Regions from separate parts of the Homo sapiens genome. Here region 1 is linked to region 2. A link is an interaction called in ENCODE POLR2A ChIA-PET data of the cell type or tissue named here. Cell type or tissue: Caco-2. All regions are shown on one strand. Each heading gives the region's core, and the rest is flanking DNA. Links, peaks and the distances in the headings are about the cores only. Region 1 overlaps TTLL5 (tubulin tyrosine ligase like 5). Region 2 overlaps TTLL5 (tubulin tyrosine ligase like 5).

Region 1 (5,384 bases), core at 83-5,082, 240 kb before region 2:
GCAGCCGTCACCACTGTTTAGTTCCAGAACATTTTCATCATCTCCAAAGTACAGCCAATACCCATTAAGCAGATATCCCCAGCCCCCATACCACCAGTCCCTGGCAACCACTCATCTATTTTCTGTTTTTATAGATTCCCATATTCTGGATGTTTTATATAAATGGAGTCATGTGATATGTGACCTTTTTTGGCAGGCTTCTTTTCACTTAGCATAATGTTTTTGAGGTTCATCCATGTTGGAGTATATATCAGTCCTTTATTCCTTTTTATAGCTGAATAACATTCCATTGTATATGCTAATGAATGCATTCCAATGATACACCACATTTTGTTTATCCAGTCATCAGTTGATGTACATTTTTTTTGTTTCCACCTTTTTTTTTAATTTTGTTTTTAAAATTTATTTATTTTTTAGATACAGGATCTCACTGTGTTGCCTATGTTGGTCTCAAACTCCTGGCCTTAAGCAATCCTGCCTTGGTTACATGCATAATCCACTGTGTCTGGCCTTTTTCCACCTTTTGTCTGTTGTGAATTGTGCTGCTATGAATGTTCACGGAAAAGTCGTTTGGACACTTAATCTTCAGTTCTTTGGGGTATACCTAGGAATGGAATTGCTAGGCCATATGGTAATTCTGTGTTTAACTTATTCCGTGTCAAACTGTTTTCCATAGCAGCTGTACCGTTTTACATTCCCGTCAACAACGTATAGGGGTTCCAGTTTCTCCACATCCTCACTAACATTTGATATTTTCTGTTTCTTAGATCATAGCCATACCAGTGAATGTGATGTGGTATCTGGCTGTGGTTTTGATTTGCATTTCCCTAATGAGTAATTTGAATATCTTTTTATGTACTTTTTGGCCATTTGTGTATTTTCTTTGGAGAAAGGCCTATTCAAGTCCTTTGTACATTTTAAAAATTGGGTTTTCTTTATTGTTGTTGAATTATAAGAGTTTTATATGTTATGGATATTAGACAAGATATATGATTTACAAATATTCTTACTCTGTGAATTGTCTTTCATTTTCTTGTTAGTGTTCTTTCATGAGCAAAAGTTTTTTGTTTTGATGACATCCAGTTTATCTAATTTTTCTTTTGTTGCTTATATTCTTTGTGTCATATCTAAGAAACCATTGCCTAACCCAAGGTCATGATCCCTGTGCTTTTTTCTAAGAGTTTTATGGTTTAAGCTCTTATATTTAGGGCTCAATAGTCTTTGATCCATTTTGAGTTAAATTTTTCATGTAGGGTTATGTAAGGGTTCACCTTCATTCTTTTGCATTTGGATATCCAGTTGTCTCAGCAAAATTAGTTGAAGAGACTATTCTTTTCCCCACTGGATGGTCTTGGCACTATTGTTGAAAATCAGTAGACCATAGGTGTATGGGTTTACTTATGGACTTTTAATATTTCATTGAACTATACATTTATCCTTATGGTAGTAACATACTCTTGATTACCGTACCTTTGTATTAAGTTTTGAAATTGCGGATTGTAAGTCCTCTAATATAGTTCTTTTTCAAGATCTCTGGCCATTCAGGGTCCCTTGCAATTCCATATGAATGTTAGGATCAGCTTTTCCCCTTTCTTCAAAAATGGCTGTTGGGATGTTGATAGGGAGTGCATTGAATCTATAAATCACTTCTTAGAGTGTTGCCATCTTAATGATGTTTTCTATGAACATGGAATGTCTTTCCAATTTTTTGGGCTTCTTTAATTTCTTTCATCATGGTTTTATAGTTTTCTGTGTACAAGTCTTGTACCCCCTTGGTTAAATTTATTCCTAAATATTTTATTCTTTTTGATGTTATTGTAAATAGAATTGTTTTCTCAATTTCATTTTTGGGTTATTCACTGCTAGTGTATAGAAATACACCTGAGTTCTGTATATTGATCTTGTATCCTGAAACCTTGCTGCACTCATTTATTAGCTCTAATAGTTTTTGTGTTTAGGTTTGTCTGCATGTAATATGTTATCTGCAAATAGAGAGAATTTTAGTTCTTTCTCTCCAACGTGGATGCCTTTTATTTCTTTTTCTTCCCTAATTGTTCTGGCTAGAATTTCTAGTACAATGCTGAATAGAAAGAGGGTGTCTTTGTCTTGTTTTTGATCATAGGAAGAAAGCTTTCTGTTTTCTGTCATTGCGTATGATACTAGCTGTGGGTTTTCATAAATGTCCTTTGTCATGTTGAGAAAGTTTGCTTCTATTCCTAGTTTGTTGTGTGTTTTTATCATGAAAAGGTGTTAGTCAAATGCTTTTTCCACATCAACTGAAATGATATTTCCCCCTTCAGCCTGTTAACGTGGTACATTACATTGACTGACTTTTTGTGTCTTGAACCTCCCTTATATTCCTGAGATAAATCCCACTTTGTCAGAGTGTAATTGCTAGTATTTTATTTTATTTTGTTTTATTTTATTTTTTTGCGACGGAGTCTCGCTCTGTCACCCAGGCTGGAGTGCAGTGGCACAATCTCAGCTCACTGCAACCTCCTCCTCCTGAGTTCAAGCAATTCTCTGCCTCAGCCTCCCGAGTAGCTGGGATTATAGGCGTCCACCACCATGCCCGGCTAATTTTTGTATTTTTAGTAAAGATGGGGTTTCACCATGTTGGCAGGCTGGTTTTGAACTCCTGACCTCATGATCCACCCGCCTCGGCCTCCCAAAGTGCTGGGATTATAGGCATGAGCCACCACGCCCGGCCTAATTGCTAGTATTTTGTTGAACATTTTTTGTCTGTATTTATAAGGGATATTGATTTATAGTTTTCTTCTGATGCCTTTGTCTGGCTTTGGTATCAGGGTAATGCTGGCCTCATAGAATGGGTTCCCTTCAACCTCTGCTTGCTGTAGGTCTATTCATATTTTCTATTTCTTCTTGAGTCAGTTTTGGTAGTTTATGTGTTTCTAGGTATTTGTCCATTTTATTTAGCTTATCTAACTTGTTTGCATACAACTGTTCATAGTATTCTTTTACAATCCTTTTCATTTCTGTAAGGTCTGTAATAATGTCCCCACTTTCACTTCTGATTTTAGTTATTTCAGTCTTTTCTCTTTTTTCCTTAGTTTAGCTAGAGGTTTGTCAATTTCGTTGATCATTTTTATTTTATTCTTTTTGAGTGACAAAGTCTCACTCTGTCACCCATGCTGGAGTGCAGTGGTGTAATCCTAGCTCACTGCAGCCTCAGACTTCTGGGCTCAAGTGATCCTCCTGCCCCAGCCTCCTGAGTAGCTTGGTCTGTGGGTGTACACCACCATGGCTAGCTAATTAAAAAAAAAAAAGCTTTTTGTAGAGATGGGGGGGTCTCACTATGTTTCCCAGGCTGGTCTTGAACTCCTGGCCTCAAGCAGTCCTCCCAGCTCAGTCTCCTAAAGTGTTGGGATTATAGGAATGAGAATTTGCACCTGGCTTTGTTGATAATTTTAAAGACCCAATTTTAAAATTCCAACTTTTGCTTTCTCTTGTTTTCTGCATTGTTTGTATTTTATCAATTTCACTTATCTCTGCTCCTCTTGGATTTTAAGCAGTGCTCTGAGCCCTGGTGTTAGTCTGTAGCCATCTTCAAAGGTTATAACACTGTGGATCAGGACTGTCTTGTGGTATGGTGGAAAGAGTGTACACTTGGGTTCTCAGCCATTGGTTCAAATCCCAGCTTTGGTATTTCTTAGCTGTGAGTCTTGGGCAAGTGACTTAGACTCTTTTAACCGGTTTCATTATTAGTAAAATCTTAACCAGTTTCATTATTAGTAAAATCATTAGTAAAATGGAGAGAATATGATATTGTGAGGATTACATGAGCTCATTTAATGTCCGACACATAGTAGGCGCTCAAAACTTGTGCTGCTTATTTTACTGATTGAATAAGATCTACTCTACTTGTAAATGACTTTTGTCTTGTCCCTTAATAAGTCAGGAGTTCAGAGGACTGTTAGCATTGCTTCTGGGATTTGAATCCTCCTTCCTCCCCAAGGATCCTTGTGTTCTAGTCACCTCAGCAAGTTGCCAAGTTACCATTTAAAGGGAAGTGGTTCATTCATGTTCTCTGAAGCCTGAGTAACTGAAGACCCCTTGCTGAGAAACTCCCTCTAAATATGATTTGAGCCAAAATGTTAAAGGTGGATAAAAACAAATATTCCCCCCAAACATACTTCTTTTGGTCTGCTTGTCACATAAAGTAATCGATGTATTCTATGGCAATAGGCGGACCCTTCTTTTTTAGAATACCTAACATTTATTGGAAAATAATATCCATCAATGTCATCTATTTAAGCAATTACTATTTTTTTAGGATCCATAAGTCTTTTTCTTTACACATTCCTGTGATTAAAGAAAAAGCCACCAAACTTTTCTCAAATTCTGTGTTTTTGAGTTTTCTGTATCTTTCCCAGTTCCTTGTGGCTTAATAATTTTCTTCACCTTCCTTAATGAAAAGAACAATTTGAATGACTTTTGGTAGTTGCTGCCTCAGTTTTCTGTATTGTTAAATACTCTCAATCTGCAACTTTTCTTTTTGGCTCTCTTAAATAGCTGACACAGATCTGTTCAGATCATAAGCCTGTGGTTAAATCCCCCTGAGAAGTGTATCTGGGGCAATAGTTACCTTCTGTTGATCTCATCGTGTTAGATGCCAAATTGGTTTTTTCTCTTTATGACATGTTTCATTGAATTCACTATTAATATTTTTGGTACAATATGATTTCTCGTGTTTTATTTGTGAAATATTCCAGGAATGTGGCTTTTCTTCATTATAACCTTGTTTTTTTCCCAAATTGTATGTACTTTAAATGTGTAAATGGGATTGTATTTTAGAGACAACATAGGTATTTTCAGCTTAAAGTAAACTTCTAGAATGAAGCATTTTTCTGTAATTTGTCCCTGAATGTGTTTATTTAGTAAGTTTGTATTTGTATATACTAGCAATAGATGTATGATGCAAGCTATATATGTGATTTGAAATTTTCTAGTAGGAAATTATTTTTAAAAGTAAAAGGAAACAGGTAGGTGAAATTAATTTTAATAATATATTTTATTTAACCCAATATATTCCAGAATATTATCATTTCCACATTTACTCAATATAAAAAAACCATTAATATTTTATATCTAGTATATATTTTAACATAACAGAGCATCTCAATTTGCAAAATTTTCATTGGAAATATTCGGTCTATATTTAGATTTTATAACTTTTATAGTTTAAAAAGTAAATTCATATACTCAATTGTTTCTTCCCCTCCCCACAGGCAAATTGTTTAAAATAGGATTTCCAGTAACTGAATCAAGTATTCATTCTTAAATTTAAATTAACTAAAGTTAAATAAGGACATTTCAAGTGCTTATTAGTCACACACATTCGACAGCACAAATATCCTAATCCT
Region 2 (5,384 bases), core at 115-5,114:
GTTGTTTGGTGTTGGTTAGAAGAATCACTCTTATTTTAATATCTAATGAACTGAAAAGTGAGAGTGAGGTATTTTCCTTCCCTTTTTATTTATTTGTAATTTGATTCCCAGGGAAATTAAGACTTGTGACAAGCCCAAATGAAGATATTTTGGAATTTGACAGGAGAGTTTTTTAACTTATGCCTAAGCTTCAAATTATATTAGGCAATAAATTATTGATAGTTTTTAATCAGATACTGGAATATGGAATTTTCAAAATCACAACTCAGAAAAATGACCGCTCACAGGCCTTCTGTTTTATATTTATTCTTCCTTTTTAGTATTCTCCAAAATTAATCATCATCGTACATGTGTACATTTATTCTTATTATTACCACAAGAGCCTTCTGATGATCGAGAGGAGAGAGACCCTCAGTTCACCTCTGGAAGGGAAGTTGTTGTACATGAGCACAGGGAGGAATCAGTCTCAAGAGCCAGACCTCCTGAAAACCTGCAGCGTTGCTGAGAGAATCAGCAGCTTTACTGGCTGAACAGCAGCTCGGGTTAGCCCATCCCGTGGCCAGGTCATTTGCTGGCTCCTCCGCAGCCAGCTTCCATTGTTGTCTAGGCTGACAGCTCCGCCCTACTCATGACGTGACTCTCTCTATGGGATTGTTTCTCTCCTTTTTTTTTTTTACATTCAGTTTTCAGAAGACAGAATGGAATACTTCTCATTCATTCCTCCAGCAAAGTGCCCCTGGTGGGCAGAGCTCTCTCTCCCAGGCCTTAACTGGCCTAAATAAAGTGGGTGGCAGCTGCCTTCCAGACAGATGCCAGCCTGGTACTAGGGTAGTATGATTGTGTGATACAAAGCTGCCAATGTATGCATGTCTGACCATTTTTTCAGATGGGATTGTAGCTAGGCAGGTACAGCATAGCCTTTTCATGTCCAGCATAGGGTCTTAAAATATAAAACCACATGCAATAAAATAACAAGGTATAAAGGGAAAGTCAGGGCCAAAAAACAAGATAATTCCAAGTTTTCAAATATCAGCCTAAATAAACTTATTGTCGTTGAGGTGAAATTTGGTTCTAAGATTCCTAATAGGCAGGGCAAACAGGGAAACATGATAAATTGGAGTATATAGTTCTCACAATCAAAAAGGAAGAAATACTCCAGGGAAAGTCAAGATATTTCCTAGTATTGGTTCTAAAGGAAGTATTTTACATACTTTATATACAAGACACCTAATAAAGTAGTAGTCAACTGCTAATGAACTATTAAAAAATAGTCAATAGTAGCTTCTCAGTCAACAGGCCAATAGAGTGCTGTGTTTCATATGCCTACTCCTTGGCATGAACTGTGCAAAGATAAAATATTATAGTACACGTCAATGAAGACAGTTTTGTGAGGGGACAAAAGGAATATAGTCTAAGTTTCCTTGTGGTCTTCGTAATCCAAGGGTAAGATAATGGTTATTTAGAGGATTGGGTGAATTGCATGTGTCTTAGGCAATCCTAAATATAACTTCTCTCAATTGATTGCTTGATAAGAACTAGTTGTGCTCTTAGGCAAGGATCCAGATACCTGGTCTTTTATCTTACTGTTTGAAGATGCGTCTATTAATATATGCTTGGGAAAGCAGGTGGCAGAGGTAACATCTTCTGAAAGCTTTGGCAGCTAAGCAGTATTCTCGCTCTATCATGTGGCATGTTGATTGTCTGCTCCCTGACTCCCATACACAGTTTCCTCTGCCTAGGCACCATCTCCCCACTTTTGCTCCCTCCCTCCCCAATATGCCTATTCCTGTTTGTCCTCAACCACTTTTCTCCTGTCCAGCCCTACCCTATGTTAATCTGATTTAGATGCTTTTGACTCTGCTCTTTAGAACTCTGTAATTACCTCTATCATGGCTTTTACAATACTCTAGGATCTTTATGGTTACTTAACTGCTCCCTCTACTAAGCTTGAAATTTCCTGGAATGCGAGGATCAGGTCCAAGTGGACTCTAAAACTCTAGGGTCTAGCATAGTGCCCAGCCTGTAGTAGGGGCTTAAGAAATCCCAATTCAGAAAAGAAAACAAAAAATAATAAGGTGACAAATAAATAACCAAAAATAAAAAAGAAATTCTGATTGAATAGATGAATGAGTAAATTTTCATATTTCTGCCTTTTTTTATTCTTCTACTGACATTTGGAATACCTGCCTACATATGCAAATTCTTCCTATTCTTAGGCCAAGCTCAGTGGCTCACACCTGTAATCCCAGTACTTTGGGAGGCCGAGGTGGGCAGATCACTGGAGGCCAGGAGTTCAAGACCAGCGTGGCCAACATAACGAAACCCTGTCTCTATTAAAAATACAAAAATTAGCTGGGCGTGGTGGCACACGTCTTTAGCACCAGCTACTCGGGTGGCTGAGGCAGAAGAATTGCTTCAGTCCAGGGAGGCAGAGGTTGCAGTGAGCCAAGATTGTACCACTGCGCTCCAGCCTAGGCGACAGAGGAAGACTGTTTAAAAGGAAAAAAAAAAAAAAAAATATATATATATATATATATATTTTATCCCCTAAGGGCCCAGTTAAGTTTTTTGTTTTGTTTTGTTTTTGTTTTTATTTGTGTTTTGAGATGAGTCCCGCTCTGTCACTCATTTATCTTGTCGTTTAAAAAATTCCTAGAGACCTACAATTTATATCACAAAGTTTAACACTTCTTCAGATTTTGTCATCTTTTATCACTGCTTACTTTTTGGGTGAATTGTCTCTTCAATAAGACCATAAACTTTTTGAGGGCAGAATTATATCTGTATGTTTCTTCAATCCCTAGTAATACCCAAAATGTTTCATTACTTTGTATTGTAGACCCTAAAGAAAAGAACACATACATACATAAAACTTTTCTGAAAAATAGTCCATTTCCTCTGTTCTCCTGGATTTAAGTCAAATGCCTAACCTCAGAAGATAAAATCTTCTAATGAAGATTTCATAAAAAATGCATTTTATTATTAAACAGTCTTCAAAATCAGAATAACCTTCCTTATAAATTACCTGGTATTTCTATCCCATTTCTTGCAACATTGTAAAACTACTTCCTGTAAAATAATGAATGATTGATCACTACTCTTGTTTTTTTTTTTTTTTTTTTTTTGAGACGGAGTCTTGCTCTGTCGCCCAGGCTGGAATGCAATGGCCCAATCTCGGCTCACTGCAAGCTCCGCCTCCCAGGTTCACGCCATTCTCCTGCCTCAGCCTCCTGAGTAGCTGGGACTACAGGAGCCTGCCACCATGCCTGGCTAATTTTTTGTATTTTCAGTAGAGACGGAGCTTCACTGTGTTAGCCAGGATGGTCTCGATCTCCTGACCTCGTGATCCGCCCACCTTGGCCTCCCAAAGTGCTGGGATTACAGGCATGAGCCACTGTGCCCGGCCGATCGCTACTCTTTAGATAACAACATCTGCTACACATTCCCAACCTTACTATAACTTGTTACATGGTAGATTTCAGTATGAAGATGTTCCATTTTAGACCACATTCAAGAATCTCATTATAAGGGAACAAAGTTAAAATGAGATTGAATTTATTTGGAAAACATTCGCTTTCAGCTTTTTTTTTCTCCCCTCTACATCACCTAACTAACTGGAATTGTTTATTGCACAGATCAGATTTCTCTTTTGAACACTGAACTGTCTTTCTTATCTTCTGAACTCACCATGAATTCTTTAGGTTCCTCTTAAGTTGTGTAATACCTGAAACTGAACACCACACTCTAATCTGACAGGTGTTGAGTATTGTGTAAAATTTATCATCATGGTTCCGGAGTCATATGTTACACTTTAAATGTGCACAGTATTCCCAGAAACAAAACCAAAGTTCTCTCAACCCTTACTTGTTACCTTCCTTACTTCTTTTTGCTTCACAGGGCCATGCAGCATTACCACTGCTGTTGTCAGTAACAATACCTAAGTTTTGTAAGAATTCCAGAATGCAGGGTGGAAAGATCATAACTGTGAAGTTAGACTGACCTGTGTGGGCCCTGTCACTGTCCAGTTGGCAACTTTAGGCTAATCACTTAACCTCTTTCAGCCTCAGTTTCCTCATCTATACAATAAGCATAAAAATATCAATCTTGCAGGATTGGGATATGAAGATGATAGATTGCCTCAATAGCAACAGCAAAAATTCCTGTATAAAAATGGGTTAGAATAGACATTCAAAGAAGATATGCAAATAACTAATAGGCACATGAAAAGATGCTCAACATTGCTAATCATAAGAGAAATGCAAATCAGAACCCATGGTGAGATACCACCTCACACCTTTAGGATGGCTACTATTAAAAAAGCAAAAAATAAGTCGGACATGGTGGCTCCTGCCTGTAATCCTAGCACTTTGGGAGGCCAAGGCAAGAGGATCACTGGAGGCCAGAAGTTCAAGACCAACCTGGGCAACACAGTGAAACACCGTCTCTACAGACAATAAAAACAATTAGACAGGCATGGTTGCACACACCTGTAGTCCCAGCTTCTTGGGAGACAGAGGCAGGATTGCTTAAGCCCAGAAATTCAAGGCTGCAGTGAGATATGATCGGGCTGCTGTACTCCAGCCTGGGTGACAGAGCAAGACTGTCACAAGAAACAGAGAGATAGAGAGGGATGAGGGGAGGAGAGGGAGGGGAAAGGGAAGAAGGAAAGAAGGGAAGGAAGGGAGGGAGGGAGGGAAGAAGGGAAGGGAGGACTAAAAACTAACAAGTACTGGGGAAGATGTGGAGAAATTGGAACCCCGGTGTACTGTTGGGAATGGAAGATGGTGCAGCTACTATGAAAAACACTATGGTGGTTCCTCAAACAATTAAACATAGAATTACTGGCCAGGTGCAGTGGCTCACACCTGTAATCCCAGCACTTTGGGAGGCTGAGGCAGGAAGACTACTTGAGGCCAGGAGTTCAAGACCAGCCTGGGCAACATAAGGAAACCCTGGTTCTACGAAAAATAAAGTAGCCAGGCACAGTGGCACATGCCTATAGTTCTAACTACTTGGGAGACTGAGGTGGGAGGATCACTTGAGCTGGGAGGTCGAGGCTGCCATGATCCATGATCACACCAGGGCACTCCAGCCTCGGTGACAGAGCGAGACTCTGTCTCAAAAAAACAAAAAAATTGAATTACCATATGATCCAGCAATTTCATTCTGTGTGCGTATGCCCAAAAGAATTGAAAGCAGAGACAGAAACAGATATTTGTATCCTCCTAACAGCATTATTCACAGTAATCAAAAGACAGAAGCATCCCAAGTGTCCGTCGGCAGATGAATGAGTCAACAAAATGTGGTCTATGTATTCAGTGAAATACTATTCAGCCTTCAAAATAAAGGAAATTCTGCAATAAGCTACAGCATGGAACTTTCAG

Evidence for each region. ChIA-PET counts read pairs that join two places held together with the same protein. Peaks named below come from ENCODE experiments on the same cell type or tissue, not always from the same donor. Only the 100,000 strongest peaks of a DNase experiment are listed, where the experiment ranks them.
Region 1: POLR2A ChIA-PET joins it to region 2 with 9 read pairs; 2 of 35 experiments call an interaction of 5 or more read pairs at or near these places.

The regions. Positions count from the first base shown.
Region 1 is chr14:75,669,833-75,675,216 of GRCh38, forward strand. The region is part of intron 3 of TTLL5 (tubulin tyrosine ligase like 5); the gene reads left to right. Among named protein-coding and RNA genes, the nearest start is that of TTLL5, 11 kb to the left of the region's middle. RefSeq lists an enhancer at 3,808-3,897. In Caco-2, for the core only: no CTCF peak of the experiment used is centred there; no DNase peak of the experiment used is centred there.
Region 2 is chr14:75,911,517-75,916,900 of GRCh38, forward strand. All of the region lies in intron 31 of TTLL5 (tubulin tyrosine ligase like 5), which reads left to right. Among named protein-coding and RNA genes, the nearest start is that of TGFB3, 68 kb to the right of the region's middle. In Caco-2, for the core only: no CTCF peak of the experiment used is centred there; a DNase peak (open chromatin) is centred at 3,215.